Regions from separate parts of the Homo sapiens genome. Here regions 2 and 3 are each linked to region 1. A link is a contact called in ENCODE Hi-C or POLR2A ChIA-PET data. All regions are on one chromosome and are shown on one strand. The core of a region is the stretch at or near the end of the contact, and the rest is flanking DNA. Distances in the headings are between cores, read along the strand shown. Region 1 holds the start of KLC2-AS2 (KLC2 antisense RNA 2). Region 2 holds the start of SYVN1 (synoviolin 1). Region 3 holds the start of NDUFV1-DT (NDUFV1 divergent transcript).

Evidence for each region. Hi-C counts contacts between places; a loop is a spot of excess contacts on that map. ChIA-PET counts read pairs that join two places held with the same protein, here RNA polymerase II (POLR2A). Pooled maps may share reads with other maps.
Region 2: a loop to region 1 is called in a pooled map, with 26 times the contacts of the local background. The contact joins the promoter of SYVN1 here to the promoter of KLC2-AS2 in region 1. A Hi-C loop is called at or near these places in 7 of 50 pooled maps. POLR2A ChIA-PET finds 5 or more read pairs at or near these places in 2 of 52 experiments (B cell and activated B cell).
Region 3: a pooled map shows a loop between it and region 1 (5-fold over the local background). The contact joins the promoter of NDUFV1-DT here to the promoter of KLC2-AS2 in region 1. A Hi-C loop is called at or near these places in 5 of 50 pooled maps. POLR2A ChIA-PET finds 5 or more read pairs at or near these places in 2 of 52 experiments (PC-9 and activated B cell).

Annotation. Positions count from the first base shown.
Region 1 is chr11:66,266,428-66,269,689 of GRCh38, reverse strand. KLC2-AS2 (KLC2 antisense RNA 2) reads left to right here and starts at 1,279. Exons shown (of 3, transcript NR_186342.1): 1 at 1,279-1,391; 2 at 1,482-1,635; 3 at 1,859-2,141. KLC2 (kinesin light chain 2) reads right to left here. Exons shown (of 16, transcript NM_001318734.2): 15 at 3,200-3,257; 16 at 1,830-2,817. The coding sequence ends at 2,734. It overlaps RAB1B (RAB1B, member RAS oncogene family), which reads right to left and starts at 1,051. Exons shown (of 6, transcript NM_030981.3): 1 at 997-1,051. The coding sequence starts at 1,010. RefSeq lists enhancers at 1-832, 993-1,322, 1,443-1,492, 1,793-1,842, 2,599-3,262 and silencers at 1,953-2,272, 2,293-2,342.
Region 2 is chr11:65,132,923-65,136,235 of GRCh38, reverse strand. SYVN1 (synoviolin 1) reads left to right here and starts at 1,717. Exons shown (of 16, transcript NM_172230.3): 1 at 1,717-1,780; 2 at 2,618-2,766; 3 at 2,984-3,076; 4 at 3,162-3,313. The coding sequence starts at 2,635. RefSeq lists silencers at 1,038-1,221, 2,938-3,114 and enhancers at 1,207-1,716, 1,075-1,978, 2,267-2,336.
Region 3 is chr11:67,604,125-67,607,955 of GRCh38, reverse strand. It overlaps NDUFV1-DT (NDUFV1 divergent transcript), which reads left to right and starts at 1,250. Exons shown (of 3, transcript NR_130935.1): 1 at 1,250-1,337; 2 at 1,945-2,063; 3 at 2,853-3,831. It overlaps NDUFV1 (NADH:ubiquinone oxidoreductase core subunit V1), which reads right to left and starts at 1,020. Exons shown (of 10, transcript NM_007103.4): 1 at 880-1,020. The coding sequence starts at 951. RefSeq lists enhancers at 942-1,071, 1,452-1,511, 2,411-3,096, 3,783-3,831.

The DNA of each region.
Region 1 (3,262 bases), core at 30-2,529:
TTATCGCTTTAAGACTCAAACCAGGTTTCTCAGACTCCAAAGTCCCTTCGAGAGCCTGCTGGTTCCCTTCTCTGTTCCCCTCCCAATCCAGCTCAGAGCTTCACCCTTCCCCAAGGAAATCTGAGACCTGGATGTGGAGTAGAAAAAGGAAGTGGCAGAAAAGGAAGAAGATAACTGATACTTGGGGAAAACTATTAGTCCTGGGCATGAGATGTGGGCCACCTACCCGCAGGGGGAGTGACCAAGAGTGAGGAGAGTTTGAGGACCAGAGAATCCCACAGGAAGGGGGAGAGCAAATTCCATATTCATCTAAACTTCACAGGCAGTGTGACAGCCAAGGGAAGGGGTGTGACGGTGGCGTTGGGGGCCTGAGCAAAAGCGAGGAGAGGGCGGGAAAGGACGGACCGGCGGGAGCGACAGGACAGCGCGACCCAGGCAAAGGGTAGGAGGCAGCCCCGGAAGAGAGGACCTGCGGGAGACGCGACCCAAGCGGCGCTTCGGGGCCTCCCGCGTAGTTGGCTAGCTTCTGGGCCGGCCCCAGGAGCCGGGCTTCAGGAGAAAGAGAAGGGTAGAGGGATTCACTGCCCGACCTAAAGGGCCCAAGCCTGAACCCGAGACCAGAAACTATCAAGACGGGCTCCAAAACTCCGGGACAGTTGTCAAGCAGCAGGTGGGGAAACTGAGGCCTGAAGTGACCGGGACTGCGGGGTCATCTGACCGATAAGGCCTGGTAGGACCGATGTCTCGAGCTCCAAGAGCTGCCCCTGGGGGTCGCCACGTCTGGGCCCCGGGTGCGAGGGCTCGGGGTTTTGAGCCGGGGTCCTGGGGCCCCTGGGGGGAGGGGCAGAACCCGGATGTGGGGGGGGGTCAGCGGAAGAGGGACCCGGATGTGGGGGCGCCGCACAGTCCTGACCCGGGCCAGACAACCCCGGTAAGCGTACAGCCCTGTATTCGGGATCGAGGCTGCGCTGGACGGCGCGGGCGGGGCTCACTCACTATTCGGGGTTCATGGCGGCGGCGGCGGCCCGCTCGGTCGCTCCCAGTCGACTCTGCTCCGCCTCCCGTTCCAAGATGGTGGCCGCTCCGCCCCAGAGGCCCCGCCCGCGACGCGCAGGCGCAAACGTCTTCTTCTCAGGCCTCGCCGCGCTGATTCCCGGAACTTGTAGTCTAAGACGTTCTCCAACTCAGCCCCGCTGCGCAGGCGTAGTCGGGGAGCCCGCGCCTCCGCGCCCACTCCCATCACTGCTGGCGCATTGCCTTCTGGGGCTTGTAGTTTGCACTCCGGACGCACTCAGGCTTGAGGACAGTGCTGGAAAGCCTGACCGCGACTCGGTGTTTAGAAAGCTCAATTTAGGGCTGGGCTTGGCACGTTTCACATCTGTCTGACGGAGGTAGTCATCCTTGCCCTCCCAATACCCACGTTGTGAACATTAAATGAGAATGTGGGTTCTAGTAAGACTAATAAAAGTACATTTGTCCAGGGTTCTTCGTGTACTGGGCAGTCCTAACTCGCAGCCGCGCGTCATCACCCGCATTTCATAGATGAAAAAACTGAGTCTCGGGAAACTCACTCAAGGTCAAAAACTTTGTGAGGAGCAGAGCTCATAAGAGCCCGCGGTCTCCAGAACCCCACAAGTGAGTGTTTTAGGGAAAGCCTGACTTGTGGGCCCCTCACGCAATTCCGGGGTGGGGCACAATATCTGGGCCCAGCTGCGCGGACAGCGGTTGAGCGAGACACACTGTCCCCCACTCACGCACGACCCTTCCCGGCTCCACCCCAGTCTAGAGACGCTGGGGGCCCCCGACCTCCGTCTCAAAACAAGCCCAGCTCAGATTTAAACCGTCTTTATTTCTACAGCAACATCTGAAAATATGAGAGCAGCCGCCTCACCCGCAACAGGGGGAGCCCCTCCTGCCACCAGGGGACCGTCGCCGCCCCTCGCGAGAAGCTGCAGGCGTGGGGGGAGGCGAGGCAGGATGGCTCGGTGGGCGGTGCCCGGGGCGGGGTCGGCCGTGCCTGGGCGGGGCCGGGTGGGAGGGGCAGTGCATAAGGCCGGGATGCGGGGCAGGGCCCGGCGGTGGGAGGACGGACTAAGGGGAGGTCCCCGTCCTGGGCCACGGGGCGATGGCGCGGGTAGGACGCATCCCTCAGAGGCCAGGAGGAGCGCGAGAAGGTCCCAGGACCCCCTTGGGAGGCGCCGCTCCCGAGAATGTAGAGCCTGGGAGATACCACCGCACGGAATGGGGGTGATTAAGGCCTGGGCGGTACCACTAGAAGAGGGACGAGGGGAGGCCCGGGTAGTACCGTGGACTGAAGGGAGGCGCGCGGCCAATAACTTATTTCTCTATATACAGAAGCAACGGCCGGGTTGAGTCGGGAGGGAGGGCGAGGGTGCCGAAGGGCCGGCGAGTGCTTAGTGTTCTTGGCTCTGGGGTCTGGGGAGGCCAGGCCACTGAGTCTATGGTGGAGACTCCAGCCGGCACCTCCTGCTGGCCCGAACCTAGGGAAGAGGGCCCTGCTGGAAGGAATAAATAAGGGATGGAGCTGGAGTGGGCAGGCCCAGCCTCCAGGGCTCAGGCTGAGATGACAAGGGAGAAGGTTACCCTGAGATTGAACAGAAAAGACAGGGGCTGTGGGAGAGACAGGCGGGACAAGCAGCAGGCCCATGCGCAGGGCTGGGGTGAGGGGGGTGTGCCAGGTGGGCGCTCTGGTGACTGGCTGCCCCTTCAGCATTAGCCCACCAGGGAGCTTCGTCGGGAGAGGTCCATGGAGCTGGAGCTGAGAGTGCGGCTGTCAGAGAGACCTGTGCCTCCAGGCTGTGGGCAGAGGGGGCAGGTGGCTCAGCCCTGTGCTGCTGCCAGTCTGTGCCTCCCTGGCCTGAAGGGGTCTGACCTGGCAGAGGCAGCCGGAATCCCTGAGCTGGGCAGAGGCAATGGCAGTTCTGACCCAAGGCCACACCCTGGTGCCCTGACACTCCCGTCCATCTCCACAGTGACGGTGTTAGCACTGGCCGTTTACACGTCCACCCCCAGGAGAGGCTGGGTTCCCCTCGTGTCTCCCCGTTGTCCAGCCCAAAGTAGGCCTGAGACAGAGCCAGGAACTGTTGCTGGATGAAGAGGCATGCTGGAGGGAAGCTTGGCAGCACGCATGCAGCCCCGGCCGCAGCTGCCCAGTGCCCAGACACCCGCCTGCCCCTACCTGGGTCGGCTCTTCCACGCTCTTGTTGAGGAAGTTGAGGGAACTGGCCCGCTTCATCCTGAG
Region 2 (3,313 bases), core at 468-2,967, 1.1 Mb after region 1:
ATCAGCACCTGGGTCAGGGGCTGGACTGGAGCAGAGGAAATCATGCAGGAAAAGTAAAGAGAAGGACATCAGGTAAAGAGAAGAGGACACATGCATAGCCAGAGAGAAAAGAGGAGCAGAGGCATGTGGATCACAGAAGCTTAGGGAGGAGACTTTCAAGAAGGGGAGAGAGGTTGAGTCAAGCAAGGGCTGAAAGCCAACCATTGGATGCAGTCACTAGAAAGTTACAGATAGGCAAGGTGTTGTGGCTCACGCCTGTAATCCCAACACCTTGTGGGGCTGAGGTGGGAGGATCGCTTGAGCCCGGGAGGTCGAGGCTGCAATGAGCCCTGATGGCGCCAATGCACTCCAGCCTGGGCGACAGAGCAAGACCCTGTCGCAAAAATTAATAAATAAATAAATAAAAAGAAAAGGGGGAAAAAAAGTTATACGTGGCCTTACGGGGAAGCCAACTCTGACTGGTTATAAGCTGAAACTGTCAAGTCAACAGGTGGCAGGGAAGATGGCTGAGACCAACAGCACAGAGATTTAGAGGCAGACAGACCTGGCGCCAATCCTAGGACAGGTTTTGGTAAGCCTTTGAATTTCAATTGCCCCACGTTTCGGGGGAGGGGGTAGCACCCCCTAGCTCATAAACCTTAGTGATTGATGATTAAATGAGATGACGGAGGAAAACGCAAGGCACAAAGTGGATGCATTAGCTCCATTTTGTTAATCAGCAGGCTTAGTTGGCTGCGACCCAGACACGAACTAAAATACAGTGCAGCCCAGGACCAGTGGGGGTCTTGCTTATGGCTCAGAGCTGAACAACACATGGGCAGCAAAATCAGACACTGAGATGCGGGCAGGCCTGCGACGCTGAAGTCAATTCCTTTGAACAAACAGAACACTTCCGTCCCAAGATTAGCAGGAATTAATCTCCCAGTCTCGGGTACACCTGGTTGTCCCTCCCTGTCCTGGCGCGGCAAACGTTCCCGGAGGCCAGCCAGGGATCACTCGCCCAAGGACTGAGCTTTCCCTACTCTCAGCCAACTGGAGCGGGACCAGGGCCTAGGCAACGCAGCTGTCCGCCCCTAACAACCACTCACCTGCTTTCCCCTTTCTATAGGCCAGCAAAGGTACATTCTTTTTCTTATTGGGCCGCGTAACTTATCGCAACCAATCAGTGGCAGCCACGGGACCCAACTCACTCCCACACAACTTGTGGGGGTGATCATGGAGAAGACAAATTTTTGTTTTCCGCATCCAGTTCTCTCAGAGAGCACCGTATTTGTCAAACTGTTGTGACTCTCCCTAAATGTTTAAGAAAACATTTCATTCCCCTCAGGCTTGTATAGTCTGTCCCTGGCCTACTCCCCGCTCCAGGTGGTACAGCCCGCAAGCGGCTCCCCTTCCCAGCTGCTCGCGGGGCCGAGTCCCCCAGTCCGAGGAGGCCACTCAGCGCAGGAGCCATACCATCTGTGACTAATAAATAATAGGGGGACCTCCGACTCCCCCCTGTTGCCTTATTACCTTCCGACCACCTCTCGGACCTCTTGCCCAGCCCTTCCCCGTAGACATCACCCCAGATACGGTGGTGACACCATTGCTATGGGCCCACGTAGGGCGCAGTGCGAGCCAGGGCAGGACGCACTTGGTACGACCCACGCCGCGCCCCGCGCCGCCGGAAGTGAGGTGTCTGACCCCCGAAGTTCCGGTTCGCAGGGGGTGGGGAGTGTTGTTAACCGGAGGGGCAGCCGCAGTCGCGCGGATTGAGCGGGCTCGCGGCGCTGGGTTCCTGGTGAGTGGGGCGAAGTCTGGCCCGAGTTGTGGTTGGGGTCGGGACCCGAACCTTCCCCTTGAGGTCTCCGGAGTCGGCACGCCCCTCAGCCCCGCCGCACGCTTTCGGCCTGTCAGCTGGCCGGAGACCTCAGACGCCGGTGCGGCCGCTTTGCTCAAGCCTGGGCCCTGCCTGCGACGCCCGCAACTCCTGGTGCTCACAGGTGCGCGGCCGCGAGGGCGACCCGGCTCCTCCCGTCCCGCTGCTGCTCTCTCCCGTCCCGCTGTTTTTGTGGTGCTCTGAGTTGACACTACTCCGGGGGTCGGGGGACCCCAGGATTCCAGGCTGACGTTCCCCGCCCGCTCCCGCAGGGCGGGCGTCCGAACTGCCCACCCTAACACAGCTGTCACCGGCGCTGTCGCCTGCCCAGCCTGCTATCCTCTGTGCCTTGGCTGCTCTCAGCCCTGGCTGCGCATTCCCGCCCCTGGAGCAGATTTCTGCTGTTGCCTCCCACCCCATCTTCTCCACCGGAGGGTCAGCGGTGCAGCTCCCCCTCCTCCAACATTGCAGCTTTTCCTCATCACCTCCCTAGAGGAGGCGGCTTGGCAGGCAGCGTGGAAAGAGCCCTAGATTTGAAGCAAGACTGACCCAGGTTCCAGGCCTTGCGTCAGTGTGATCACTTAACCCCTTCGAGTCTAATTTGTAAAATGGGGTAGCGTAAGCTATTCTTTGTCTGATGATTTCGAGGGCGAAATGTGATTTCCCCCCCACTTTCTCCTATGAATTGAGGCTGTGCCAGGCACCGGGCTATTTTGCACAGCACGAGCATCACATAAGTTATTTTCTTGCCCCATGCAGGTCTCCGGGCCAGGGCAATGTTCCGCACGGCAGTGATGATGGCGGCCAGCCTGGCGCTGACCGGGGCTGTGGTGGCTCACGCCTACTACCTCAAACACCAGTTCTACCCCACTGTGGTGTACCTGACCAAGTCCAGCCCCAGCATGGCAGTGAGTTCAGGGCTCAGGGAGGGAGGAACTCCCTGGGAGGGAAGGAGGAGTCTGCCTGGGCAAGGGGCGGGGCTAGAGGTCAGGTAAGTAGGGAAGTAGCCGCCAGCTGCCTAACTTTGAATAAACTGTGATGAGGATGTGGAGGATCCTGCATGATGAGTCCCAAGGAGAGGAAAGCAGAAAGTGACCTCAAACCACAGCCTCTCCCCACTCCTAGGTCCTGTACATCCAGGCCTTTGTCCTTGTCTTCCTTCTGGGCAAGGTGATGGGCAAGGTGTTCTTTGGGCAACTGAGGGCAGCAGAGATGGAGGTAAGATGTCGGCTGCCCCAAAGGTGAGGGCAGGGTGCTGGGAAAGAATGTTTGGTATCCACATTATTCCCTGCCTGGCCCCCAGCACCTTCTGGAACGTTCCTGGTACGCCGTCACAGAGACTTGTCTGGCCTTCACCGTTTTTCGGGATGACTTCAGCCCCCGCTTTGTTGCACTCTTCACTCTTCTTCTCTTCCTCAAATGTTTCCACTGGCTGGCTGAGGACCGTGTGGACTT
Region 3 (3,831 bases), core at 1-2,500, 1.3 Mb before region 1:
CGCGCCCGGCCATTAGTAAGCATTTTGTTTAGCAGGTACTGGATGGAAGCATTTTACATCCAAAATCCCATTTCATCCTCATAAGAACTCTGATAGGAACGATTTTCTCTGTTTCACAGAGGAGAAAACTGAGGCTTGGAGCAAAAGGAGCTTATGGAAGGTCTCACAGTCAAAAGCAGCAGGTCCAATTTGAGCCCAGGTCTGTCGGTGGCCAAACCCACAGCTGCATCACGGCACCACACAGCCCCACAAGCCGAGTGTGGCAGCTTGGCCCTTTCCCGGCCTGGCTCCCCTGCTGGACCAAAACTTGGGTAGGCCAGGGGCCTTTTATATTCCTACCTCGGCCGAAGAGGCGAAATGTGTTTACTGATGGGAAAGAAATGCCTCCTTAACACACAGGTGATGGAGGGGCTCACTTAGGATGAAATGAGGAGCCCCACGACCCAGTGGAGAGCGCACCAGCTGAGGGCGACGGGATTCCCATCCTTTTAAGAGCACTTTTCAGCCACTTCAGGGCGCAGAGCAGTGGACGGGAAATCAGGAGGTGCGCATCCCTAAATGGGGCAATGACCCCTTCACGCCCTACAAGGCTGTGACAAGGAGAGAATGAAAGACTAGGGGTCTTCACAACCTGCAAAACTTCCGCCAGGCCGAGGACTGTAAAACAAGGGAAGCCAGCAAGTCAGAGGGTCAAGGGAGTCGGCCCCGCGTTGGGACCCGTTCCCCTACTTCAACCAGGCCGGAGCGGGGGCCTTCCCGCCTGGCCTGGGGAGAAGGGCTCTCCAGAGGCCACTACAGACCCCAGGGACTGCTCGTGCACGGGCGCGGCCGCGACACCCGGCCCCAAACACCCGTGGCCCCAGCCAGGCTGGGCCTCACCGTGTCGCCGCTGAAACGCACAGATACCCGCGCGGGAAGCGACCAGCCGAGCAGCCGCCGTGTTGCCAGCATCGCGGCGGGCCAGATGGGTCACCTCACGCTGTCACCTTCATAGCACTGAGGCTGAGGAACTGGCGCGATAGAGACGCTAGGTGGCGCGCAGGAAAGACGTCACGCGCCCGACGCCAGCGCCGCGCACCGGTATCGCTGCGCCCCTTCAACTTCGCCAGCGGCCCCGCCTCCTCGGGGGAGGACTGAGAGGCCAGTGCCTTGGCGCCGGGGCTTCTGGGAGATGTGGTCCCACCGGCCTGGGGTCCGCCTTCCTCCCTCCACCGGGCTGGCATTTAGCGGTGGCTGTCCCCACCGCTCGCTCTTTCGCTCCCTCCTTAGCTCGCCGGCTCCCAGCCTTTGATGCCACAAGTAAACAAACCTCGCATGTCGCCTTCTGCTGGGTCCTGGTGTGTTCCACTTTCTATAGATTCGGCGTTTAGTGTGCACCTGCGGTATGCATCGGTGTATCATGGGAGGAGTGAAAAGTCAGGCAGGTCATAGCCCGATCCTCATGACTACGTTGCAATTATTCTGCCCAGTGCGAGCCCTGCCAGACTGTGGGCTTCCCCACCCCGGGCGTCCGTGTGCTCGAGGAAGGATTGCAGACTCCAAGGCAGGGGGTTGTTCGCGGAGTTCTTCCCAGAGGGCCTGTCACGGAATCCTAGGCTGGGGTGAGGCAGAGAGGATGCAGATGGTCAGTGCACGGCACAAACTCTTGCTGGCGCCGCTGAGTTCTCTCAGCTCTTGTCAGGAGAGTCCAGCACTTTCTGCTTCTGCCCAAAATCCTGGCATGGTCCCTGCTGCTTTTGGAATCAGCCACTGGTCCAGGATTTAAGGGCTCTGCGACCCCGTCCTTCGCCAGGGTCATCACGCCCAGGCCACTGCTGTGAACCCCACCCCCGTCCCCCAAGACCCCTTTCTGCCGTCATTAGACTTTAGGGCGTTTGTGTGGCTGTCCCCCTCCCTCGGTTTTCCCCTGACCTGAGGAGGTCCCTCTGTCCTTTGCCTTCCCAGGAGGTCTTGGAAGCCTGATGAACTCGTCTTTTTCAGTTTCCTGGAACCCTCTGCTGTGGTCCTCGTGATAAGAGTGACCTTTTTGGCCTGCTCTCCCCAGCTCTTTTCCAGTCCTCATGGTGAGGAACCATCTCTGTTCTTTTGTGCTGTAATCATCCTTCCTGATCTCTCTAAAACGTGCTGTTTACAAAACTCCTTTGCAGCTATTTTCTCACATACCCCACAGCAGCCCCACAAGGTGTTCACTCCATTTTGTCCACGAAAAAACTGAGGCTCAGGGGGATTTTGTCCTTTGTCTGTGGGCATGAAGCTGCTGAGTGGTGGAGCTGGACTGGAATCTAGGCCTTTCTTCCTTTCCACAGTGCCCCGCACACAGCAAACCCACAGAACAACTGACACGCATGTGACAGTCACTGTGGACGTCAGTGACATTCCCAAGAGAGGCACCAAGAAATCTCTTCCCTGTCTGAGGTTTCCCAGACAGATAGAGTAGTATCAGGCCCAGAGCCCAGGAGTCCTGGCTGCCAGCCGCAGGCCCCCTCTCTTGGTCAGGGAAAGAGGTTGCCTAGGCAAAGCTGGGGATTACACAGCTAATCCGGGCTCAGACCTGAGTCCTCGGATCCCTCCCTTTGGGGCAGAAGAAGGGGGGCAGGTCAGAGCCAGCCCAGCGGGTGGATTCCTTCCTCATCTGTCTCTAACTGGGTCAAAGGAATACAGGCTGAGGGAGATGCAGGTTGGGGATGCTGGGGACAGGAGATGCTGGGCATGAGGGGGGATGGAAAACGGAGAGTGAGGGAAGGATCCTCTGTTCATTCAGTGCCAGGCTCTGGGCCAAGCACTTGCCATGTGTTACCTCCTTAATCCTCCAAAACTCCAGCCTCAGGAATGATGAGCCCTGTTTTCAGAAGCAGGGTATCAGCATTGCTGAGTGGCCTGCCCAGGATGACACAACTGCCAGAACTCGGCCTGAGGTCTCCTAACAACAAATCCCCCACTGGTCCCCACCCACTGGAGCACCTACTTGCCAGGCTTCTCAAGCGAAGAAGGAGATCCACTCTGATGTCATCTCCCAGGAGCCTTCTCTGCAGCATCTCAGGTCCTGGCTCTCACCTCCTCAGCACCCATCCCATCCTGTGTCACTCTGTATATCAGCCTCCCCAGCCAGCCTCCAGGCCACAAGCCAAGAGGTATCAAGGGCTCCTCCCTGTCCCACTGGCCCCACATCCACTGTGTCTATCTGGTCAACTTTACCTTCCAAACATTCCCTGCACAGTGATAGATGGCTGTGGCCCTGTCATCTCTCACCTGAAATTAACAATGTATCCTTGGGGCCTCCCACCCTCACATCTTGGCTCCTCCAGCCCCTTCTCTGCAAACATGGAACAGTGGGATTATTATAAATCTCAGACCCGTTTTGCCCCTTTCCTGCCTGAGAGTTTTTGTGGTTCCCCACTGCCCTCAGAACAAAGCTCAAGACCCTTTGGCCTGGCATTCAAGGTCCTTTGTGCTGCCACCTGTCAACCTCCCCAGTTCCAGCTCCTTTGGCTTTGCCCATACAAGCTGGATCTGCACCAGAGGATCTGTCTTCCTCCCAACTTGGCCCTAGTCCTCCTAGGAGCCCTTTGGACGTCACCTCCCCCAGGAAGCTTTCTGCAACCACCCTACAACCGTCCCTATAAACTTTATAAAACCAATTAGTGTGGGGAAAAGCAAGAGAGATCAGATTGTTACTGTGTCTGTGTAGAAAGAAGTAGACATAGGAGACTCCATTTTGTTATGTACTAAGAAAAATTCTTCTGCCTTGAGATTCTGTGACCTTACCCCCAACCCCGTGCTCTCTGAAACATGTGCTGTGTCAACTCAGAGTTGAATGGATTAAGGGCGGTG